Regions from separate parts of the Homo sapiens genome. Here region 1 is linked to region 2. Evidence: chromatin contacts called from ENCODE Hi-C data. All regions are on one chromosome and are shown on one strand. The core of a region is the stretch at or near the end of the contact, and the rest is flanking DNA. Distances in the headings are between cores, read along the strand shown. Region 1 overlaps RPS6KA5 (ribosomal protein S6 kinase A5). Region 2 overlaps CALM1 (calmodulin 1).

Region 1 (7,591 bases), core at 3,796-6,295, 440 kb after region 2:
TCCCAGGATGGGGCCCGGGTAGGGCCTCCATCCCACGAGGGGGCAGGAGGATGAAGGGAGCCCCCAACTCTCGCCTGTCCCTGCCCAGAACTTAGCCTCAGCAACAGGAACTGGGGGCAGGAGGAGAAATGCTGGCATGCTGCTTCTCTTGGGAAGGCAGCCCTCCCACTGGGTGCTGGGGAAGACAGAGCCCTGCGCCCTTGGCTGCTCCGTTCTGGAGTGGAGTTTCTGTCTTGCTGCGCTGGAGGTCAGAAGTCCAAAAATCAGTCTCATTGGTCAAAGTCAAGGCGTCAGCAGGGCTGGCTCTTCTTGGAAGGGCTTGGGGAGAATCCATTTCCTTGTCCTTTCCAGCTTCCACAGACCAGCTATGTCCTAGATTCATGGCTCCTTCCTGCACCCTCATGGCCAGTGGTGTGGCATCTCCTCTCCTCTCTGAGCTCCCGCTTCCCTCTTAGAAAGACCTTTGTGATGACATTGGGCCCATCCAGATTGGCCAGGGTCATCTCCCCAACTCCAGATCCTTACCTTAATCCCATCTGCAAGGTTCCTTTCGCCACGTAAGCTAACATAGCCACAGGTTCTGGGGATTAGGACATGGATGTCTTTGAGGGGGACCATTATTCTGGTGGAAAGTAGGAGAGAAACAAAGTGGTAGCCTCCAGCTGAGAGGCAGATGAGTCTAATTCCCATCTTGGCTCATCCGCGGACCCAGCCAGGAGCAGCACAGGATGTTTCCTGTCCTGTGGGACTGCCTCTCCCCAAAACCCCCTCACCACCCTGTTGGAGTTCCACCTTCACCCATGCTGTCAGCAGAGACTCTTGCTTTGGGTCTCCCCGAGCCTGGATAACAATAACTCCTATTTATGAACACCTACTGTGTGCCAGATATGGTTGGGCTAGAAGGTTTCCAACACTGTCTTGAAGCCACGTAAGTACTCTTCAAGAAGACAGTATTGTTCTCATTTTAGAGAAGAAGAATCCAAGGGTTAGGAGTGTGACTCGCCTACCTCATGTGGTCAGAAAAAATGGATGAGTAAGGATCTGTGGTGGTTTAAAAACATGTCCACAGATTTTTTGGTGCTCCACCCTTCCACAGACCAAGCCTCATTCTCCTGCTCCCAAGGGTGGTTGTAACTGGTCGTTGGCTTCTAGAGAATGTAGAGATGAGTGCAGAATCTGGCAGAGATGACGGCCTGTGGCATCTGAGAGTAAGACATCAAAGGAACTGTAGCTCCCTCCTTGTCTTCTCTCTCAGATCATCAGCCTGGGGGAGCCGAGTGCCCTATTGCAAGGGCACTCACACAGCCCTGTGGAGAAGCCCACCTTGCAAGCTTCCTGCCATGTGAGCCAAGTTGGAAGCGGATCTGCCAGCCCCAGTCAAGCCTTCCAGTGATGGCAACCTTGGCCAACATCCTCACCTTGACTGCAACCCATGAGAGCCTCTGAGCCAGAACCATCCAGCTAGGCTGCTTCCGAATTCATGACCTACCAGAACTGTGAAATACTGAATGGTTATGGTTTTAAGCCACTATTTTGGGGGTTATCTGTTGTGCAGCAATAGATAGGTAATATAGCATCTGAGTCTGTGCTTATTCTGCCAACAGATGCCACCTCCAAAACGATCAAGTTAGGTCATGATGTCTTTGGAAGGCTGGGAGAAGCTGACGTGGAGGGATAGAAGGTGGGAGAGTTTCTGAGGATAAAGAGTGAAGGACAAGTGGCTCAGGGAGTGGGGGCAGGAGGGTGGGCTGAGGAATGACTGGGCCCCAGAAGACTGGGTGGGTGGCAGCCAAGGGGACTGAGGAATCAGCTACCAAGAACCGTGGGAATGGAGACCTAGGCGTGCCCTCCCTCAATCATCTGCTCCGGGGCTCATTTTCTGGAACCCTCGAAGGATGGGGGCTTGATGAAGGGAGGCATGAATGGGTCCTAGGGGAAAAGACCTTTCAGAACACTAAATGGGCGAGTGGCTTCCTTCTCCTTTTAAGCCGTCCTTCAGGGCAGTTCAGAAAACGCTGCATTCAGTTATCCACACACGGTTTTCATTCAAGCATAAGTTAATGTGAGTCTTCTAAGATGTAAATTCACTGATACAGATTGTTGTGCTTCTTTAACACTCTCACTTATTTCCAAGATCCAACATACCTACCCCCACGCCCCGAAAAGCAAACAAACAAACAAACAAACAAACCACAAGTCCAAGTCAGATATCAGGCATTTGTACATTGACAGGTTTATTCTTAAAGCTTGAACAAATACATCTTTACACACACACAAGTTGGTAAAAAGTAAGCCCTTACTGCTTTGTTAAAAATAAAACCCATACATAAAGCTTTCCGGTCAAATTCCCGAAACATGAAAACATCACATTTCTACAATACATCTGCTTTTTTGATTCATGTGTGTTTTCAACACAGCTCAACAACTCATTCCGATCTACCCAAACAAAGAGAAAACTAACTTCCAGACCATGAAGGAAAAAAAAATACATGCCTCTTATAACTGTTAAAGACAAGTAGCTATAGAATTCTGAAAATTCTCAATAAATAGTTACTAGTATAAAAATGCTTAACTCCATATAGCTCACCTTTAATCAAAGGCAGTACCAGTTATCGCTATAATAAAGCACTCAAAGAACATCGAAATAACTTCATATCTATAGCAACGAAGGGAACATGGAACATTAGCCCTCCTAAACAATTCCAGAAGAGGGAAGTTCATTATGAATTAATACTTGGAAGATTCTAGCCCAGCTAGAATAGATTTTAAAAAACTACAATAAAGTATATAAATATGAAATTCAGAAAAGCAGATAAAGAAAAGCTGTCACTTAATAACACAGGTGGCAGCAACCAAAAATATCATTCCCTCTGGGGGGAATTAATGCTAGATTAATGTGAATAAAATAAAGGAAAATGACATAAAATGAAGATACAAAATAAAATTGATCCTTGATGTGAGAATAACTGTATTCCTTGCATGTTCAGAATGTCCTTATGTTCTTCTAGAGAGACTTAGAAAAAAAAAGCCATGCAAATAAAAATCTCATTACATGCCAGCTGAGTGACTTGCAAAGGTTTGCCCCAGAAGGGCTTTTTAAAGAGGCTAAAGACATTCTAATTGCCATCCAAATTGATGTTTACACCAAAATAAGAAGAAATCATCTACTCCCAAAGCAAATCCTATCTATGGACTTCATAGAATCCCTTATACTTTGTAACATTTTCTGCTTCCTTCTTAAAAACCTAGGGGGAAGGTGAGCTCCTGGGACATAAATACGCAGGGAAAGAACCTCATTAAGCCAGGCAGAGGATGGCAAAGATCAACAAAAGAAAAGAGTCCACCGCACTCCAGCCTGGGCAACAGAGCAAGGCCGCATCTCTAAAAAGTAATAATAAATAAAAGGAAAAAGATGCAAGCAAATTTCTGCAAATAGAAGCGTTCACCCCACAGATGAGAAAAGGGGACTCAGTCGTAACCAGGAGAGCCCGCGCAGGCACCTTGGTGGTCTGAATCTAATAGATGCCACTCTCAAATTCTGAGGAGGATGAATTAGCTACTGCTTATCAGGCAACTAACAGAGCCGGCAACAGAAAGGTTACAAGGCCACCTTCGCAACCAGCCCTTTGAAACTGGAAACAAAGTTTTGGCCAGAGATGAACACGCACCCATATGTCTGAAGACAAAAGTTTTTTAAGAGGGCACGGACTCCGGATCTTTTATCTTATGAATAGATCCACTTTGGTTGGTAATTCTTCTGCCTGACAGGCTGCCTTGGGCTACTACACAGCTGATATGAGTGGACAGCAAAGAGCTGTGTAAACCTGTCTAAAACAGTGCACTTGGTGGCTACATACGGCTAATCGCTGCTAGTGTTTAGAGTCTGTGGCTGACTCATCTCAGTACGGTGACCTGGACTGCAGCAAGATCGGGCACAGCTTCCCTTAGGTGGGAGAAAGAAGGAATACCATGGAGGTGTGTGTGGATGTGTACGCACACAGGAGAGAGTCGGGGCTGGTGGGGAGGCAGAGAGAGAGAAAGGAAAGGCCAAAAGGAAAGTTAAAGGGATTTACTTTATTGATGCTAATGTAGGGGTCAGCTAACAGTAACAAGCTACTACTATTATTTCCCAAAGATGGAACAAAGGGTGACGTTACCCGTTGATGCTAGATGATGTCCTCAAACCTGACGTAGTAAAGGAAAATCAACACATTGTCTCACAGCTTTCTTACCTGGCAGCTGGCACCACATTAGAATCTCCATGGCCGTGCATGGTGGCTCATGCCTGTAATCCCATCACTTTGGGAGGCCCAGGTGGCAGGATCGCTTGAGCCCAGCCTGGGCAACACTGTGAGACCCCACCTATATTTAAAACAAAGGAATCCCCAGTCTCTTTGAAGTATGTGCCTTAGAAGGAAAGTTTCAGGACACTCTGGCACTTTTTTTCTAGTCTGGGAAGGGATCTGTGGGCTTTCTACAAGGGAGCAAACAACCTCAATTCTTTCCTCTGGGATCCCGTCAGCTTCTCCTTCCCCAGAGGTCCTGACATTGCTTACCAGCCATTGACCTGAAATGAACTGCTTCAACGTGTTCTGAAGGACCTTTAAATAAGAGATGGTAATAAATCCAGCTGCTACAGAATGACAAGAAGAACAGTCATGATTGTAGTCAATTTTAAAAATAGACATCCTTTCCCTTCTTGCTCCCTCCCATAAATACTAAATGGAAGAAGACACAAATAGAAAGAGAAGAAAGTATTTTTAATCTATTAAGAAAATGAAGAAAACAACCTAATCAATGTGGGAAACCATACAAAAAAAAAAAAAAAAAACAGAAAATATTACATAACCAGGCCTTTTAAATAAGGATGGAATTCAATAAAAAACTTAAAATGCTTACATCTTCTGAAATAACCCATGATTAGCTCCAAGTTTTAGAAAGTTCTTGAACAAAAGGTACACATCAAAGTAGTGAGGTAGCAGCCCCCACTTTCCCAAAAAGTTTTCAGGAAAAGGCTGCACAAGCACCTGTTGGTGAGGTCACCAGGAAGGAATCTGCTTCCGGCAGGAAATTGCACTGGGTGAGCTCTAAGGCTCCTAAACTCTAAGATTCTCGTATGTGCTGAAAACACTGCTATGACGACAGTTTGATCTGATCATCTATGCATTCCTCTGAAATAAATGAAGTCAATTCAAATAAGACATTCTACAAATTAGCCAAGCACAATGATATATTTTAAACCCACACTCAGACCGACAGTGTACACCATAAATTTGTACTAGAACAATACCCATAAATATAAAAAATCTACTTAATTTTATACTTTGTTAGTTCCTACTTCAAAATGCTAGTCAATATTCACTACAGAGAAGTGGGTAAAGATACTTTTATTTTATTTTTTTTTTGAGACAGAGTCTCACTCTGCCCCCCAGGCTGGAGTGCAGTGGCGTGATCTCGGCTCACTGCAAGCTCCGCCTCCCGGGTTCATGCCATTCTCCTGCCTCAGCCTCGTGAGTAGCTGGGACTACAGGCGCTCATCACCATGCCTGGCTAATTTTTTTGTACTTTTAGTAGAGACGGGGTTTCACCGTGTTAGCCAGGATGGTCTTGATCTCCTGACCTCGTGATCCACCCTCCTCAGCCTCCCAAAGTGCTGGGATTACAGGAGTGAGCCACCGCACCTGGCCTGGTAAAGATACTTTTAAAATTAAATTGCTATATAACAGAAAGTCTTCATTATTAAATATCATTCTACCCATCTTTGGAATCAGTGTACCTTATGGATTTTTTTAATCCTCTTTAATCGATCCCTCAGTATGCTGGTGAGACAGGGAGGCACAGGTTAACCCCATTTTACAGATGAAGAAATGGAGGCAAAGGGAGGCTGAGTGATTTGCTCAGGGTCACCAAGTCTGCAGCTAAGCTGGAAATAAAGTACCAAACTGCCTTTTCCACAAAATCCTCAGTAATACTCAGAGAGAGTGTCATATCTAGTACATTTTACTCTTCACTTAAAACCAAGGGTTCAGGGAAAAAGGAAGGAATTAAGTGAGCTCTTTGGGTAACCTTGTTTTCTTCTAGAGGATGAAGGTATTTCTCTTTAGATACTGGTAGATATCATTAGTAAAAACTGAATGGTTTTTACTAATAAAGCTGGGCACAGGCCAAGGCAGACATGAATGACAGGCTTTATCTTTCATGGCTCAGTTCTCACAAGAGGCTCACTGTACAAGGTCCAACTTTGCATCTAACTTCAACACACAGCCTTCCCAATCATCTCACAGCGTTTATTTGAACAAAAAAGACAGAATTTAATATATTCGTTGATCTAAAGAAATAAACAGTATTATTCAGTAATAGTCCTAGTATATAAAAACGTGGCATTCATCTACAGCAAAGACAAATTATCGGTATCTTTTCTTTAAAAAATCACTTTTTTTTTTTTTTTTTTTTTTTTAAGACGGAGTCTCGCTCTGTCGCCCAGGCTGGAGTGCAGTGGTGTGGTGCGATCTTGGCTCACTGCAAGTTCTGCTTCCCGGGTTCACGCCATTCTCCTGCCTCAGCCTCCCAAGTACCTGGGACTACAGGTGCCCACCACCATGCCTGGCTAATTTTTTGTATTTTTATTAGAGACGGGGTTTCACCATGTTAGCCAGGATGGTCTCGACCTCGTGATCTGCCCGCCTCGGCCTCCCAACACTTTTGTTTAAAAAATGGAAATTTCTTCTAAAATGGTTTTTCAAAGCTATGGCTCATAAGGAAATAACTAATTGTCAATGTCTAAATACCTTAAAAAGAAGCATATATGTAAGTATTAGTCCAATCATGTGAAACCCAATAAAACAAGATTTGATTTGAAAACATTTTCAATGAAAAGTGCAAAGGTTAAGGGAAAAACAGCATCTGATATGTGCACCCTATTGTAAAGAATTGGTATTTAATGCTGCAATGGAGTACTAACCACTAATTTCCAGTTTGCCACATGAAAGGCATACTTCCAACTTTTATTTTATCCACATTAAAAGTATTTGTCTTTAAACAAAAATAAATTCCAGTTAGCCTTTGCTGGGAGAAACTTTTTTTTTTTTTTTTTTTTTGAGACAGAGTCTTGCTCTGTCGCCCAGGCTGGAGTGCAGTGGCGCGATCTCGGCTCACTACAAGCTCCGCCTCCCGGGTTCATGCCATTCTCCTGTCTCAGCCTCCCCAGTAGCTGGGACTACAGGCGCCTGCCACCACGCCCGGCTAATTTTTGTTGTATTTTTAGTAGAGACAGGGTTTCACCATGTTAGCCAGGATGGTCTCAATCTCCTGACCTTGTGATCCGCCCGCCTCGGCCTCCCAAAGTGCTGGGATTACAGGCATGAACCACCGTGCCCGGCCTGGGAGAAACATTTTTAAGTGTGCAAAGCAGTCACAATGAAAAAAGCCCCGGATGTTAGCAAAAAGAGTGAATGTGTTTGCCGTTCTATAAATAAAATGAGTTCACTATAAAAAAAATTGTTATGATGCTTTACTTAATTTGCCCATTTCTCAACATAGGCTTTGAAAAATTCCTCTAAATGAAACAACTTTATAAGGGATGAAGATGTCA
Region 2 (7,194 bases), core at 1,911-4,410:
TCCCTGTAAAACCCCCTTTAAAAGCATATTGCATTTAGTACAGAGCTCTTTTTTGAAATGAAGGCTGGAGATGTGCATTTTTCACGGTGTTAACTGGTTGTATCTTATTAGCAAGGAGATTGGGGTTTTGAGTGTTTGCGTGGGTGGTTTCAATTTGCCAGGGAACAGTGGCAGGCTGCTAGCAAGGCAGTGAGAAGCTCTTGGCAGCCAAATGGGTGCATTCAGGGCTGATTTATAGAGACCCTTGGCTTCTCCTTCTCCTACTCCCTGTCTTTCTGGCATTTTGTAGCTTGTTAGATTTTCTGCCAGAGGGGTGGGTCAGAGCAGTGGAGGGGAGACATCGCCCATGTGCTTCTGCTACTGGTCCTTGGGCTGGGTGGTTGGTAGAGGAGATGTTGACACTATGAGCTAAGGGTTGGCTTTTGTAATTACCTGAATCTGAAAGGAATGCCTAAGGTTACCTTGGGGTTTCTCTTCTGGTGAGATAGGGTTCCTGGTTTGAGTAAGTTAATGTCCTGGATATTTCTTGTGGCAGGGGGTGGTCAAAGAGCCTGATTGCTGACCCAGTCTCAGGCCTGTGGTCGATGACCTCTCGGTAGTTTCAAAGGGGGCTGGAGGGGGATATTTGACTTGTTTTTTCGAAATGTAGCCTTCTAACCCTCAAGTCTTTAGAAGCTGGGTGGACTCTTAGTGGTCCTGCAGCGTATCCTAAAAGACTACCTTTGAAACAGGATTCTTGTATGGCCAGGATCCTGTCTGGGAACCAGAAACCCTACACCCTCCCCCTCCAGGGAATGCTGAGTTCCAGTTTTGAGCAGAGGTGAGGCAGAATCCACTGTAGCCTTCCGCCCTGGTATTTGGGGGGATGACCAGCCCAGGCGTTGGGTGTTAGTCTGCATGAGTTTGTGAGAGGAAATAGCTGGGTGTCCTGGCAGTGCCCTTGAAGTTGGTTAGGACCTTCCTGTAAACTCTTGCCCCTACTTCTAACTACTCTATAAATATATACATATATTTATATATAAAGTGATTAGTTGAACTGGCATCCTGCTTTAGCCTGAGACTTGCCATAAGAAACTGCTGAGTACTTGGCAAACCCTTTCATAGTTTTGTTCTCCATCTGTTTGGGGTAGGTGTTGAGCGAGGCAAATGGATCTCGATATTTCAGATGGGCTTTTGATGCACTGTTGCCAAGGAAGGCTTTTTCTGATTTTTTGACAAATGAATTTTTGCACACTTTCATTGGTGTCTTTCGGCAACTTACACACATTGAAAATGAGCTATTGTACATATTTTTATATTCTCTTTATAAATGCATGTCTGATTGTACTTGTAACAATATTGTAATGAACGGCTGTGCAGTAGGCCCAGCGCTGCTGTGTCTCGTCAGAGGAATAGCTTACCACGAACCCCTCAGCATACTGGGAATCTCTTCCTGAACAACGAATGTAAATTTGGTCAAGTCTACTCTTCCGTTCATTCAATTATTTTAAGCATTTGAATTATTTATTGTATATCCTAAATATATTTCTCCTTTGGCAGTGACTAGATTTCCACTAATGTGTCTTAATCTATCCCTCCAGCTGGCAGTTACTGTTTTTTTAATCCCCTGAAGTTGTCCTGTAGGAGACAGAAATTCTTTGCTGTCTGTATCCCTTGGAGTAAGAAGGTAGTGGCATGGGTGGAGTGTGTGTTCTTTCTCCAAATCTATTATGATGTTTATTAAACACTTCTGTAGCAAAGATGGTGGTAGTTCTTTTGTTACTGAAGTTGCCCTTCACCATGGCTATTTGAAAAGGAGATGTACTTGGACGTTTCTGTAAATCTTGAGATAAACTGTTTGGAGATTTAACCACCTCTCTGATGGGGGACCAACTCTATGGAAATTGTAAATACGTTTTATTTATAAACCTGGCACTGTATTCAATAAACATTTCTGCAGCCTTTCATCTCTAACTGCGAACTGTGTAGGTTTCTAGCTTGCATAGCTTTCAATTCCTTTTGCTCTCAACAAGATAGACCTGCCCTCAGATGTAATTTCACTGGGTCTCTAGTACTGTGAGAGTGAGGGGCCAGAAATAACCGTAGACACATCCCACAACCGTCTTACCCTAGTTTTAAGTAGTTTGAGTGTTAATAGCTGACATTTTAACCTATTCTCTTAGCCTATTAACTTGTCCATGCTTGCTTTTTATGCGGAAAATTTACACCATAAGGATTAGTTTCCTTTTAACCCCAATCCAAGCCTCTTTAGGACTTGTATAAAGAAATACATTTTTTTCAATAAGATGGGAATTTTAGATGACAACCAAGATGATACCTTGGTTCATGTCAAGAGCGGGACAGCTGAGGAAAGTGGGGTGGGATGCAAGTACAATTTAGGACCTTGGCATTGAAGCCTTCCCCTTAGTCAACACTGGCCCAGACCCTGGTTCTTAGATGTAGCAGGAGAGGCTGCCTGCTTCTGCCCCCTTTGCTTCCAGAAAGGCCTTTTCCAGCTGCCTCGTGTGTTTCCCACTCTGCCCAGAAGGAGTGAGAGGGCTGAAAAGCGGGGCGGGATAAGGCCCTGCTTTCGACAGAAGGCTTGAGACACATCTCCAGAAAGCATTTAAAGAGCCCCTCCTGCACATAGGAGCTGGGACTATAAGGACATGGTCATCACCGTGGAGACGGCCCTCTGCTCTGAGGCTTTAGACCTGGCTTCTGGATTTGGTTCTGTCCCTCCAGCCTCAGGCAGGTTCTTTACCTTTCCCAGGCCTTGGTATCCTCCTTGGTAAGATCATATTGGACTTGGTACCTTCTGCCTGTGGCTTTCTAGGATTATGACCGACCTGGTTTGGCATCACTTTGTGTTTAGATAGATGAAATTGCAGCCTAAAGGATGGGAGGCAAAATTGTGTAGGAGTGCTGTGTCCTTTGAGATGACAAATGGGATTTAAAAATTCTCACCAGCTTCATGTTGGAGGTGGAGTGGAGGTTAAGCTTGCTATTAAGACGTGATGTAATATTGGAACCTGGGTCAGAGAAACTGATTGTTAAGTGACTTCCATTCTCCCAGGACGGAAATAGGAGGCTACCACTGGGCCTGTAAGGGATTCAGTCCAAGTGACATCATCTGGTTTTCAGCAGCTCCGGTTTAGAAAAACACACACACATTTCCGATTCAAGCTGAACTTTCCCGGGCACTGGGGGGCTGGAGCACCCAATGACTCAGGATGCCTTAGAAGGAAATAAAACATAAAGCTTTTTATAGCTTGGTGCTTCTCTCCCACTGCCCTCAACTCTCTGCCAAGGAGTGGGAGGAGTTAGCTCATGGACCAGAACTCCCATTAAAGCCCCTGAACTCTGATTAAATCAAGTGGCAGTTTTCCTCATGAGAATTATGTTCTTTGTGTCAGGAACCTTAGGAATGAGTGTGAATTGACACATTCAGATTGTGGGGTTTTTTTTTTCTCTTTTGAGGTGGGGTCTCATTCTCACTCAGGCTGGAGTGCAGTGGCACAATCACAGCTCACTGCAGCCTCCACCTCCCAGGTTCAAATGATCCTCCCACCTCAGCCCCCCCAGTAGCTGGGACTACAGGGATGTGCTGCTGTGCTCAGCTAATTTTTAAATTTTTTTATGCAGACGCGGTTTCACATGTTGCTTAGGCTGGTCTCAAACTCCTGGGCTCAACAAATCCTCCCACCTTGGCCTCCCAAAGTGTTGGGATTACAAGTGTGAGCCACTGTGCCTTGGCTCAGATAATTTTTTTTTTTTTTTTTTTTTTTTTTTGAGACAGAGTCTTGCTCTGTCACTCAGGCTGGAGTGCAGTGGTGTGATCTTGGCTCACTGCAACCTTCGCCTCCTGGGTTCAAGCAATTCTCCTGCCTCAGCCTCCTGAGTAGCTGGGACTACAGGCGCACACCACCACGTCTGGCTAATTTTTGTATTTTTAATAGAGACGGAGTTTCACTATGTTGGCGAGGCTGGTTTTGAACTCCTGACCTCAGGTCATCTGTCCGCCTTGGCCTCCCAAAGTGCTGGGATTATAGGCATGAGTCACTGTACCCAGCCCCAGATAGTCTTTTCAATATCATATCTTAGTTTTATTTTCAGTTTTACAAAGGCTAAAAGGAAAATCCAGAGTTTCCTCTAGCAATATAATTATTTGAACATTTTGTTACAACAAGATCTTTAGATCCTGGCTGTATGTAAGCATGTTTGCTTTTAAACTGATTTTTCATTTTGAGTCTTTGTATACCCTTCAAGTTGTGATTTTTTTTAAGTTACTGCATTTTTTAGCAAAAGATAGATTTTTTCCTGCATAGACATATCAGAATCAAGATTTGAGATAGATTGTTTTAAAAATGGAAAATAAGTAAAAAAGTAATTATAAAATCATATCTTAGTTAAAAGGAACAGGTCATATAGGTAAAACTTCCTCTGAGTGCAGGTATCCATATCTGGTGATTCTCAAACTTGGAATACTTCTAACACTGGACATCTAATCCTGTTTCCACAAGGCAGAACTTGGGCTTTCTCCCTTTCAATGACAAGAAGTTAATTAACAGCCCATTCCCATTTTTATTTTTATTTTTTTGAGATGGAGTCTTGCTCTGTCGCTCAGGCTGGAGTGCAGTGGCCTGATCTCCACTCACTGCAAGCTCCGCCTCCCAGGTTCACACCATTCTCCTGCCTCAGCCTCCCGAGTAGCTGGGACTACAGGCGCTCACCACCACACCCTGCTAATTTTTTGTATTTTTAGTAGAGACGGGGTTTCACCGTGTTAGCCAGGATGGTCTCAATCTCCTGACCTTGTGATCCACCCGCCTCAGCCTCCCCAAGTGCTGAGATTACAGGCATCAGCCACCGTGCCTGGCCAACCCATTCCCATTTTTACAAAAGCATTTTTCTGAATTTAATAGAAATGCTGTTGATTATTTAAAATTTGTGATGTCAAATGACCCATAACCTATAAACTATAGCTGAGACTCTGTATTTCCTTTTGGAATTTTTTTCTCACCATATGGATGCAGAGATAGGGTTTACAACATGGGGTCCCACTGTATGTGTAAGTTTTTTTTTTAATAAGCATACTATTCTTTAGTATGTACAATTACATGTTGTATATATACGAATATATTACAATCTTCTTACTCCTTATAACTTTTTCTCCTCACGATATAATTTATGTACCATAAAATTCACCTTTTAAAAATACACAATTTGGTGGTTTTTAGTATATTGACAGGGTTGTACAACCATCACCACTATATAATTTTAGAACACTTTCATCACCCTGAAAAACCCTGTACCCATTGGCAGTGATTCCCATCTTCCTTTCTGCCTCCTTCCCCCCATCCCCTAATCCCCGGAAACTACTATATTTTCTGTCTCCATGGATATGCCTATTCTAGACCCATATAAGTGAAATCATGTATTCATACTTTTTAAATCCTCTTTTTCCCTTTTTTTTTTTTTTTTTTTTTTCTGAGACGGAGTCTCTCTCTGTTACCCAGGCTAGAGTGCAGTAGCCCAATCTTGGCTCACTGCAACCTCCCCCTCCCCGGTTCAAGCGATTCTCCTGCCTCAGCCTCCCAAGTAGCTGGGATTACAGGTGCACACCACCACACCCGGCTAATTTTTGTATTTTTAGTAGAGATGGGGTTTTGCCATGTTAGCCAGGCTGGTCTTGAACTCTTACCTCAGGTGATCCACCTGTCTCGGTCTCCCAAAGTGCTGGGATTACAGGCACGAGCCACTGCACCCAGCTTCTTTTTTACTTTTTCTACTGAACATTTCTCCATCGCTTTACATTCTTGAATATAATTTTTAAGATCTGGCTGTATTAATACAGCATCATTTAGCTAACCAATACCCTAATAAAGGCCATTTGGCACATTCCCATTATTCTTTTCTTATTTCTCCAAGAAACATTCCATTTTAAGCTGCTTTAACTGTGAGCACATTCTTACTAGGCTGGAATCTGCTTCCTTTTAACCCCACCCATTGGTGCTATTGCAGCTTGTGGAGCTAACTCTAGACATCTAATCCTGTTTCCACAAGGCAGACCTTGGTCTTCCTCACTGTCATGGACCCCTCCCGACTTGTCAGGCTTAACATTTTGCTCCTTTTTTATTTTTTATTTTATTTTAATTAATTAATTAATTAATTAATTAGAGACAGAGTCTCACTCTGTCGCCCAGGTTGGAGTGCAGTGGCGCAATCGCCACTCACTGCAACCTCTGCCTCCTGGGTTCAAGTGATTCTCCTGCCTCAGCCTCCTGAGTAGCTGGGATTACAAGCGCCCGCCACCACGCCTGGCTAATTTTTTGTATTTTTAGTAGAGATGGGGTTTCACTATGTTGGCCAGGCTGGTCTTGAACTCCTGACCTCAGGTGATCCGCCTGCCTTGGCCTCCCAAAGTGCTGGGATTACAGGCGTGAGCCACTGCGCCTGGCTGGTTGTGTTTTCGTTAAGTGCACTGGTTTTGAGTTGGTTGCTCCTTCTTTTTTAAAACCACTCTTTGAGAGAAATCAACAAGATGTAGTGAAATTTACCCAGGCTGTGTATTCAAACATCTGTGTTCAAATCCTGGAATTACTGGCATGTGCCACCACACCCAGCTAATTTTTGTATTTTTAGTAGAGATGGGGTTTTGCCATGTTGGCCGGGCTGGTCTCGAACTCCTGGCCTCAAGTGATCTGCCTGCCTCTGCCTTCCAAAGTGTTGGGATTACAGGTATGAGCCACCATGCCTGGCCTACAACATATACCAACTTTAATATGTAAGAACTGATGCAGGCATAGCATGAAAATGCATCAAGTAAGAATTAACAATGGTAAGAATAAGAAATCCATTATTATAGAGATTTTAATATACTTCTGGTAATTGAGAAATCAACCAGACAATAGAAGATTTGAACCACAGAATTAACAAGTTTGATCTCTTGTATATACATAGAACATTAGACCCAGCAAGTAGAGAATGCACATTTGAAATATTAAATATTAATCAGCACTATTATTAATCACAAATTAATAAACAATATAACTATGTGGTTATAATATATAATTGTAAATACAAATATATAATTATATAAACAACAAATTAATGATATTAGTGTAATAAAGTTACTAACAAATATCAATTAAGAAGATATTAATTAAATAGATAATTAGGATTGACTACCTGTTAGATCATAGGGTAAATCTC

What was found. Hi-C counts contacts between places; a loop is a spot of excess contacts on that map.
Region 1: a loop to region 2 is called in a map of endothelial cell of umbilical vein, with 3 times the contacts of the local background. The contact joins two enhancer-like sites. A Hi-C loop is called at or near these places in 1 of 168 maps with a recorded cell type or tissue (endothelial cell of umbilical vein).

The regions. Positions count from the first base shown.
Region 1 is chr14:90,845,651-90,853,241 of GRCh38, forward strand. RPS6KA5 (ribosomal protein S6 kinase A5) reads right to left here. Exons shown (of 17, transcript NM_004755.4): 17 at 2,211-7,591. Among named protein-coding and RNA genes, the nearest start is that of LINC02321, 21 kb to the left of the region's middle. RefSeq lists enhancers at 1-414, 415-914, 3,832-4,598. Within about 2 kb of position 5,046, at least 3 of the 41 ENCODE cell types and tissues checked have a DNase peak (open chromatin) inside an H3K27ac peak, as active enhancers do; they include endothelial cell of umbilical vein, where a contact is called at or near this core.
Region 2 is chr14:90,406,316-90,413,509 of GRCh38, forward strand. CALM1 (calmodulin 1) reads left to right here. Exons shown (of 6, transcript NM_006888.6): 6 at 1-1,953. Among named protein-coding and RNA genes, the nearest start is that of CALM1, 13 kb to the left of the region's middle. Within about 2 kb of position 3,161, at least 16 of the 41 ENCODE cell types and tissues checked have a DNase peak (open chromatin) inside an H3K27ac peak, as active enhancers do; they include endothelial cell of umbilical vein, where a contact is called at or near this core.